Linked DNA regions of Homo sapiens: regions 1, 3 and 4 are each linked to region 2. The links are chromatin loops, found by intact Hi-C in ENCODE. Cell type or tissue: GM12878. All regions are shown on one strand. Region 1 has its middle 260 kb from the start of ASXL3. Region 2 holds the start of NOL4 (nucleolar protein 4). Region 3 overlaps LOC124904280 (a long non-coding RNA gene). Region 4 overlaps NOL4 (nucleolar protein 4).

Evidence for each region. Peaks named below come from ENCODE experiments on the same cell type or tissue, not always from the same donor. Only the 100,000 strongest peaks of a DNase experiment are listed, where the experiment ranks them.
Region 1: it touches region 2 in a loop (4-fold over the local background); 2 of 110 quality-filtered maps call a loop at or near these places.
Region 3: it touches region 2 in a loop (7-fold over the local background); 6 of 110 quality-filtered maps call a loop at or near these places.
Region 4: a loop joins it to region 2, with 4 times the contacts of the local background. A loop is called at or near these places in 7 of 110 quality-filtered maps.

The regions. Positions count from the first base shown.
Region 1 is chr18:33,838,632-33,841,131 of GRCh38, reverse strand. No RefSeq gene overlaps it. Among named protein-coding and RNA genes, the nearest start is that of ASXL3, 260 kb to the right of the region's middle. In GM12878, a CTCF peak has its summit at 1,486 (motif pointing left); a DNase peak (open chromatin) is centred at 1,428.
Region 2 is chr18:34,224,079-34,226,578 of GRCh38, reverse strand. It overlaps NOL4 (nucleolar protein 4), which reads left to right and starts at 1,666. Exons shown (of 11, transcript NM_003787.5): 1 at 1,666-2,500. In GM12878, a CTCF peak has its summit at 1,440; no DNase peak of the experiment used is centred here; H3K27me3 peaks cover 120 bases.
Region 3 is chr18:34,321,395-34,323,894 of GRCh38, reverse strand. The region is part of intron 1 of LOC124904280 (a long non-coding RNA gene); the gene reads left to right. Among named protein-coding and RNA genes, the nearest start is that of NOL4, 98 kb to the right of the region's middle. RefSeq lists an enhancer at 1,422-1,481. In GM12878, a CTCF peak has its summit at 1,005 (motif pointing right); DNase peaks (open chromatin) are centred at 1,054 and 1,364; H3K27ac peaks cover 1,054 bases.
Region 4 is chr18:34,157,990-34,160,489 of GRCh38, reverse strand. All of the region lies in intron 1 of NOL4 (nucleolar protein 4), which reads left to right. Among named protein-coding and RNA genes, the nearest start is that of NOL4, 66 kb to the left of the region's middle. In GM12878, a CTCF peak has its summit at 1,243; no DNase peak of the experiment used is centred here.

The DNA.
Region 1 (2,500 bases), 390 kb after region 2:
AAAGCACCCAGCTCTCTCCCTAGAGACCCCACTCTATCCCTTAGCAGCTCTCCTGTGAGGAAAGGATGGCCCAGGCAGTAAATCTCTTCTGGTTTATAACAGAAAACACTGGGTAGTTGGGAGTGTTCCTATCTCTTGGACTGAGTAGAGACATATTTTTGGCACACTGAAAAAGATCAGTAAATGCTTCTTATCACACAATTATTGCTATATTTGGGAGTTAAATTGCATTATAATGTACTCCAATTACTTATACTTTTATCAATATAGTCATAACTATGCATATATTCCGAACAAGGGTCATAAAATTAAGGCCAGTGGACCAAATTTAGCCTGCCTCCCATTATTGTAAATAAAGTTTTATTGGAACACAACCATGCTCATTTATTACATGCTGCTTATAGTTGTTTTCACGCAATAACAGTAGAATTGAGTGAGTAGATACAAGAAAGATGATATGGCCCACAAAACCAAAAATATTTATTATCTGGTCCTTTATAGAAAATGTTTGTCTAGAGGATTATATTATAGATTATAGCTCTCCACCACTACTGTATGCCAGGTACTTTACTTGGCTCCCTTGTGCATTATCTTTAATGTTCTCAATAACCTTCCCAGTTGTTATGATCATGATATTGCAGGGGAAGAGTGTTAGACAGGTCAAGGGATCTGTTTAAAGCAGACATCCGGAATTCAAACAGTACTTTGTTTATGTTTTCTGACTGCGAGTCTTTTATGAGCTGTGCTAGGGATATAATCACCATGTTACACTTTTAATGGGAAAAGTTGTTCTTAGTGCCAAAACATGACCCTAAAAAAATGTGCTATGGGAAAGCAGTCCATATGCAATTTGGGGAACTGACTCTCAGTCCCCAAAGAGTCTTTCCTGATAATCTGGCTACCCCAACATTGTGTACCCTATTTCATTTTTATTCCAGTAATTATAAGTGCTTGAAATTATTTTATTTATTTGGCCATTTCTGTTTGGATTGTTTTTCTCCTCTCAGTGGAATGCAGGATCCTTGCCGGCAGAGTTTCTCTTCCATTTGCATCTGTAGCCCAAGAGCTGGGAGCATGCCAGGCACAAGTGTCACTGTTCAGCAAGCATTTGCTGTGTGGCTCCTCTTAGTTAATAATAAACGTTTATATTGTTTTCTTGTCCTAAAATACAACATCTGAATATAGACTGTAATGCATAGCAAAATTTGTCTTGCTTATTTGCCAACGGTGGAAAATTCTTTTTTGAAATCCTTGGAAGCATTCTAGAGGAGAACTGGGGTAGGTGTTGATTTATTGCAATGCGGTATTTTGAAAATTATCACAATATCTCTTTAGGGGATTCAGTGGAAGAAACCAGGATCATATACACCACGAAAAAAAAACCCAGCTTTTTAATTACTTAAACAGCAACTCGAAATGAGCATGATACTCCTCCTCATTTAACCCCTTAGAAGTGTGAGTTCACAGATTGCTACATCCTGCCCTCTACTGGAAGAGAGAGTAATGACAAACAGGGACTAGCAAAAGAGCACTGAAGCTTTTTTTTTTTTACCAAGAAACACAATTTTTCTTTTTGCTGGAGTAAATTACATGTTACAACTGCTCTTCCCTGCCCCACATTCCTTTCTACTTCCAGAGTAAATAAATAGCAAAGCAAGTGGAGTACAAGATGGCTACCAGTAAAATAAAGAGAAAAGCAAACCTATATATAGGACACGTTTTGAAAACAAAATTAATCTTTTATTTCTGTAGAAGTATTTTTAAAGTGTGATTTGTTTAATAATTAACTCTGCACCTCAGTTCTTATCATCTGACACTCTGTTGAAGAATATAATTGGAAAGGCTATCTAAGTTAAACTTCTAAAAATTAAACTTCTGAAAATTAGAGATAGCATATATTCATATTTACTTGTATTAACTCATATTTAGTGCAATATCTTTAACTTTTAATTCATAGAGTAAATGTCATGTCTGATATAATAAATATAATAATAAAATATATAAAGTCCCTGATTTTAAAAATGCATATTGTATAAGATACTAAGTTTCTTTTATAGAGAAGACTGATTAGTTACACCTGACCTTAATGTTTTCTTCTGGCCTCATGTGTCCCTTCCAGTTTCACAACTCACCCTACCAAACCTCACGTGTATGTCAAGATAAAGCAAGCTATCCCTACCCCATTACCCTGCGCTTACTTAGATAAGAACACCATCCTATAAACCAGCATACTGACCTCTACCAGTATATAATTTTTTTCTTTAATCAACAATATGCCCTACATCTTTTAAAGCATTAGCTAAATAAGCCAACTATACACTGATTTGAAGCAGGTGCTTCCAAAATCTCGCTTAAAACATCTAATATGAGCAAGACAGGTTAACTGAGATATCTTCCAGTACCTTTAAATTCTGACCCTGTGCTAAGTTCCAACACCACAAAACAAAGTGTCTATGTCTCCGAACTGTAGGTTAATGCTCTCTCTCTAAAGGAGTAACAA
Region 2 (2,500 bases):
AGCCAACAAGAATGGACAAAGATTATGCCTACCTTCTTCCTTCCTTCCCTTACTCTTGTTCTCCTTCTTTCATTAATTTATTAACTCAATTTATTAAGCACTTACTGTGCACATTGTTCATTGCACAAAACAAGAAAAAAGACATAAACTTTCAAGGGTTTTCCAATTAAGATTTTATTTGACCAACAAAACATACTCATATGAAAATATAAATAAGGTAAAAGGAGCAGTGTAGTCATTATGATCTAAAACAATATTTTTCAAATTGTAGGTTGCCAGTCATTCTTTGCTGGGTCATAAAATAAATTTTTTTGGTTGGGACTATACTTTACCAAATAATAATAACAAAATCAACAGGAGAGAAAAAGGCAAATATCAGTGTATATTGCAGGTAATAAAATAGATGTTTTCATAAAATTTTTGCAGAACAAATGTATGTATGCACTACATGTCAATGTAAAGTGTATGGCTTACTACAAGACAGGGCTAAAAAATGTTTGAAAGACACAATACAGATGATTATAGAAGAAAGTTAATATTAAGTTGAATGATTAAGGAAGGTTTTTGGAGGCTGAAAGTACATAAATAAAGCTTAGAGGGGATGGGATGCCTTTTTAGATGAAAAGCTGCATAAAATAGTTCTATAATTGTGAACTATAACCATATGAGAAAGTGAATTCTATAGAACCAGCTTATTCTTGAATGACTACCCCAGGACCAATTATCTTTCCAGAAACTTCCAGGAAACACATGACCAATATCTAACTAAATTGAGCTCTGATGCCACAAAGGGAAACTTAACAGAGTTGCTCCTGTGAAGTATACCCCACTAGAAGGGTGGTTCAGGATATCTTCTGTCCAATTGCGTGTTTCAAATATTTATGTATTTAAGATATTAAGATTTTTTTAATGTGAAATATCTAAAGATTCACCTCAATAAATTGAAAGTGATATTTTTCCCCTGAGTCCCTTGTATTAGATTCACTTGTGACTTCATTGGACAGTGTCTTCTCTGAGCTCTATGGTCTAATACGTATTGAACAAAAATTCAAGGACTCAACAACTGATTTATTTTAGCATTTCTTTTTAATACAAAAGAAGGAAATAAAAGAATAAAAGCAGTCGGGGTGGCCTCTGGAGAAGGGGAGCTGTTGTTGCAGGAATCTTGCAAGTTAATGAGAATTCACCCGGGACTCAAGAGGGATGGAGAGAGGGGGAGAAAGGAGATGGGGGAATGGGGTGGGGGGATAAAAACTCTTCCTTTGCAGCTGGCCCTTTCCCTCATTTGTTGCTCCAATAAGCAGTAATTAGGTCCTGAGCTAATGGTGTCAGCTGATCTGCTGTTTTTAGGCTAGACCCAGAGGAATCTCCATGGAAACCCTGCTGGAGTCGTCCCCCCACCTGGATGCTGCGTGCTCCTTTCTGCCACCTGGCTGCCGCCGGGCCCGCTGCTACCTCCTTCTGCCTCTAACCTGCAGCCTGCAGCATGCGCACTGCCCCCGGGATCCCTAAATGGGACAATTCTGCCCGTGACGTCAGCGCCCAGCCGTCTCCACAGAAACTTTTGTCCCATTGGCCAATCAGAGAGCTTGGAAGGGGCCGGGGAGGGTGGGGGAAGGAGAGGGGAGTGGGAGGGGTGGGGGTGAGGGGAGAGGCGAGAGGTTTAGCGTGTGGAGCTGCCTGCGCTCCGCCCGGGCTGTCAGTCCCGGCTCCAGCCGCCGCGAGACCTTCCCGGAGACGCGCGCACACACAGCGCACCCCCTGCACACCGCACACCCTCGCTCCCTTGCTCACACACACGCACACACTCAGCCTGGCCGAGCAGGAGCCACTGACCATTTTGCAAGTGTCAGGACCAGCTACAGCGCGGTGGGCGCAAACATCCCGCTTTCCCTTTCCGGGATTTAGTCTGGGAGACGACGACGAGGGAAGAAGGTGGGCTCGGACGCAGCCCAGGCGCCGGGCACTGGTCGGGCCGTTTTCCTGGCAGAGCCGCTCCCCGGGACGGGCGCGGGCCTCGGGTGAGAGTAGAATAAAGAGGAGCGGCCGCAGCCGCCGCGCGAGGAGGATGGGAACTCCCCTATTTCCAGCTCTGGAAACAAATGGATGGAAGTCCTGAATGGAGCAACTGCTGACTTCATCTGCTTGGAAAAATAGTCCAGAGGAACTCATATTTGGCTACTCAGAGCAGTGGAGGGGGTGTCCATGACGTGGCAGGGGGAAAATAGACAACTGAAACCTCCCGTGTGAACTGCAAACTGTGACCAAGCAAGGGGAAAATGATCTTTCTGTATATATTTTAATTTCGTGCAAAGGTTTTCAAGCATCTGTATCCTAAACTTACTTCTATGTCTTGTTCAGCAGAAACCAGAGGAGTCCTGTCTGGGGGTCCCATCATTATTCGGGATACCCGCCGCCAGCGGCCTGCCTTCGGTTACCCACATCCCCCTGGAACGGATATCTGTTTGGGGCACTACAATCTATCCTGTAGAACTATGGC
Region 3 (2,500 bases), 97 kb before region 2:
CCATTGAAATACCTGAATATGCAGCATAAAAACAAAACACAAATATCTTCGGGCCAGAAATGGACCTAAGATACAGTGAAAGCAGATACTGTGTGAGCTTCTGGGAAGCTTATAATATAGTGGCAGGTGACCTCAGTGACTCTGAGATTAAACTTTGATCAGGAGCCCATAGTGGCAGAATGTCCATGGACCAGAAGATCTCAGGCAGCTCAGGATGCTCTGCATCATTCAGTAAGCAGACACTGGGAGTTAGGACATGTATGTGTGCCATACGTTTGGTGCCTAGTGATATCTAGGGATAAACTAGTCCCTGAAATGACACAAAGCACACTTGTCATATGCTGGCTTTTGCCTACCTCCTTGCTATTCTAAGCCTACTTTTGATTTTGTGAACTACCCTTCATTGCATGTAGTCTTGGCCAGACTGTAAGTCAGGGCCCCTGGACAAAGGTTGGTCAGAAGATCAAGAAAAGCTAATCACGCACTCTCTTCCAGAATTTTAACCTAAAGCAGAGTGTTACAAGGACACAACATGATTGAACTCATTATTCGAATTGATGAATGAGATCACCTTTTTTCTATCTGCTCACAAACAGCAACCTCACAACCAAACAAATAATCTAGAAATCCACTAATACCAGCTGATCTCTATGAGGAATTTGCAAAAAAATGTGAGTATTCATGAAGCAGAGCATATACTTTTCTGTTCCTGTGTGCTAGTGTTAGCTCGGTTCTGTTTTTTTAAATAAGGCAATTAAACAAAATAACTTCACTTTAAAAATGACACCAGTGATAACCTTACACAGTTTTAAATGTGAGAGTCATTGTCATACCTTCTAGAAATACGATGATAAAAAAAACAAGGCTATCACCAAACTTTCGAAAACACGCATGATCTTTATTATTAAGTTTTCTGGCTTTTGTCACGATGTACAATTTTTTTCTTGCAATACTTTCTCAGTCTGCAAACCCACTCTAAGCCCGCGTGCGTCCATAAAGACTGCACCACATGGTGGCGCTCTGGTTGTGCCTTAAGTGAAATCGCTAGCGTTTTCTTTTCAAGAAAAGGGTTGATCAAAAAATGAAGTTAAAAATAAAATTCACTACTCAGCTTTCCATGGTCCTAGAAAATAAATATTCTTTTTAATGTTTTCTCTACCTCCTCTCTGCGTCATTCTCCCTCTGGAAAACCTGCAGATGCCCTTTATTTTGGTTCATGCAGTTGGAGCCACCTGGACCCAAGAGTGAAGACCAGGTGGAACCTGTCCGGTTCTGAACAATAAGGAAACTGGTTTAATGATACTCCCAGAGCTTTCTTGTGGCCACCGTTCCCCTCTTGTCCATTCAGAACTCTTGTCATTCTCTCTATAAATGAATCACCGGGGAATTTTCAGCACACCCCAGCTTCCTGACCAACAGCTTGCTCACTTGCTGTAGCCATCTTGAAATAAAATGTACTACTGCGATAAAGAAAAACAAAGTTTAATGGGTAGAGTTCTTGTATGAGGCCATTTAAATTTAGACTCCCAATCTCCACAAAGCAAACAGTCCTGGGGTAGAGAATGCTCTGAAATAGCAGCGTCTTGTTTTGTGTTTTGCCTCCTGGGATCCTCTGTTTTTCCCTTGAGGGAAATTGCCTTAAGGTAGAGAAAGGTCCAGTTCTGCCTACCTGGAGAAAGGCTGACCTGGTGATTTATAGTACATAATTAACAGAAGGTACGTGTACACCGGGGGCCAGTGTACTATCTCAAACTGTGGATGAGAATGACATTTCAGCTGAGCTACATGAAGAGGAAATTATAAGTAGAATGCCTAAGAAGTATTTTTCAATATAAGAAACAACTATTAAATTATCTACTATTTTCTCTAATCATAGAGGTATATTAGATTTCTACTGTTATGTTACAAATTTCCATAACCTTAATGGCTTAAAAATATCCTTTTATGAGTTCACAGTTCCGTAGATCAGAAGTCTGGGAATGGCATGGTGGAATTCTGTGCTCAGATTATCACAGCGTTGACATCAAGATGCTTTCAAGCTCAATGTTTTTGCCAGGATTCATTTCCTTGTGGTCCTATGACTGAGGTCCACATTTTCCTGCTGTCAGCTAGGGGCCACTTTCAGCTCCTAGAAGCCACTCACAATTTCTTGCCATGTGGCTCCTATTGGAAATTCACAGCATAGCGTTGCTTCTTTCCAGGCCCAGAAGAACATGTGTTTCTGACTTCTTCCTCTGTGGCCTGCTTGAGAAAAATAAAAAATCTCTCTGCTTTTAAAGGGCTAATGAGACTGATTAGGTCAGGCCCACCCAGATAATCCCTCCGTTTCTTAAAATTAACTGGCATGGGTCCTTCAGTGGAACTGCAAGACCCCTTCACAGCGAATCCAGATTTGCATTTGATTGAATGACTGGGAGTAGGTGTGGATACCCCAGGGGTCAGCATACTATCTCAAAATAGTGGCTTTCTCATAACTTCATTCCCTTACCCCTGTTCTGAT
Region 4 (2,500 bases), 66 kb after region 2:
ATACATAGATTCACAAGCATCTCCATTAATCTCTGGAAAATCAAGTATATAATATATATAATCAGAAACACATTTATTACTTACAATATTTTTTAATTTAAAAATTTTGAGAATTACATTGAAATATCACAATAAAATCTTTTTTCATGAAAAGCCCTAGTTACAGCAATAAAATATTAAACATTATTCAAGAGGAGGATAGGTCCATTTTGTATACTTTAGAAAAACTGCCCTCAAAAATTTTCATTTTTTCAATCCATATAGAATTGAAAAGTTGTTTCTTTGCCTTTTTCTTTGTCTACAGCTGAACAATAGAGTTTCTTGCAAAATTTTCCTCCTTTTGATATATTGGAAAGCGAGGCAAGAGTCCCCGTTGACTTAGCTGCCAGAAAAGACACCCTTCTCCGCCTGGGTTTGTTTTGCTCCAGTAAATAAAAACAGGATTCAGTTGGGCTCTGAGCAAAATCTGTTCCTGTATGCAATTTTGAAGTCCATTACGGGTGCCCCTACTGAGCACTTAGTTTACCTGGCCAGGGATGACTGGATATGGCCAGCTGACAACTCCACCCCACCCCACTCCCCTCCCCGCATCCCTCTCCCGCTGAGAGGCCTACAGCGAGCGGGGTCGGGTCCTGGGTGCTCTCTGGTCTTGTCTGAGCGGGCAACCTTTTCTGAAGGCCTCTGACCCTTCCTTTGCTCCCCAGACACCCGGGAAGGGCAGAAAAAAGGGAGAAAGGATCCGGCGTTATAGTCCTCGAAGATAATTCTAGGTGGGAGTGAAGGGACTGGGAGAGTGTGCTGCCGTTGGTCGGGTCGGGACATACAGGGAATTAGAAGAGAAGGACTAAAGCCAGAGGGACCCCTCCGGCGAGGCGGGATGGATTGGGGTGGGGCCTGCTCTCTAGGGGACTCTCAAGCTCTTGGAAGGTCACGTGCTCAAACTCGGCGTGACCGTGCCTCCCAGGCCCTGTCCCCCACCACCCAGGGGAGGAGAAGGCGGCGGCGGCATCCACGGATCAGGGTCAGGCCCGCGGCTTCGAGCCCGCGTCTCCTGCTCCTCCGAGAGACCCAAGCTCATGCTCGGGTGAAGCGGACGCAGATCTCATCCAGGCCCCAGCACTCTGGGTACTGGTGGCGGGGGACGTCAGCGGGAGAAAAGCCTTGGCCTTCCTCCTCCGGCCGTTGCCGCGGCAACTGTGATGTCTGAGGCGGAGGGTCGCGGGTTGGGAGCACTGCTCCCCCTCGCGGAGCGCGGCGCCCGGAGCGCTTAGCGCGCCTGCAGGTCGGGGGAGGCGAGGAGGAGGCTGACAGGGTGGAGGGCGCCTTTCTCCCTGCCACCCCCTCCAGCGTTGCTATGGACACCGCCAGGGCAACCTCACCTGTACCCGCTGCTCCAGCCGCCGCCGCTGAAGTAGAAACAGCAACCCGAGCTCTCTTTTGCCCCAGCATCTCTTCCAGGGACTCTAACCCAGCAGCTGCCACCGCTTGTCTCCCACAAACAGGAAGTGAGAGGGCAGACGTCCAACATTTGTCCTTGTTCCATTACCATGCCTGCCTTTATTTGGCTTTCCATTCTACATTTTGTATCTCAGCATCTTCCAGAGTAAATGGTCTAGAGGATGGAAAACGCTTCCTTTTATACCGTCTGCCACGCCTCTTCTATTAGCAGACAGCTGGTTTAATTCTACAAAACACTGTCCTGGGCCCTATTTAATTATCAGAAGAAATATATTTTAAAAGTAGCGTGTTTCTTGTATTACAGCAGATATGTAGAATCCCTAGTTTTCATTAGAAGGATATATAGCTATTTATAGGAATGTTCTCTTGCTGCTAAGCACCCCTGAAATAAACACTTTTTGACAAATGAGTAGAACAATTCTGTGTCAGGATATCTGGGATACATAGTACGTAAAAACGAGCTGTTTAGAAACCCCTTCTTTTCCCATCTCATTTCCAGTTCTATATGCCAGTGCTAAAATCTCTTTTCTGGGCTCTAATCCATCTGTGTTTGAGGTCAGTTTTTGACTTTGCAAGGGGATTTATTTCCACATGGCTCTGTTTTTGAACTCGAGGGTGGGGGGTAAATTAAATATTCGACTACTTACACTCAGCTCAGGTGCAAGATTTAGTGCATAGATGCATCTCTACTGACTACCGACGTAAATGCACTTAGTAAAAAAGACTCTCCCTGATTAGAGCAAATGGAGGCATCTGTGATCTTGAATTGCCAGCCATACCCTGGCAGGCTCTGTGAACTACTGTTGGTCACAACCCCTTGCTCTCAAATTTCTTTTCTGTTGAGTGTATATATGGTAAAGCTTTCATTCTCTGAAAGCACCCCGGTAGCTTTTGCTACTGATAATCATGAGTTTCCTTACATAGTTCTGCAAGTTTGAATAGACAAGCCTTTTCAGCTGACTTTGATACTACCTCTTTAGAAAATCCCAACAATGCAAGATAACTATTTCTTTTTTTTAAAGCTGATAGGTGGGATACTTAA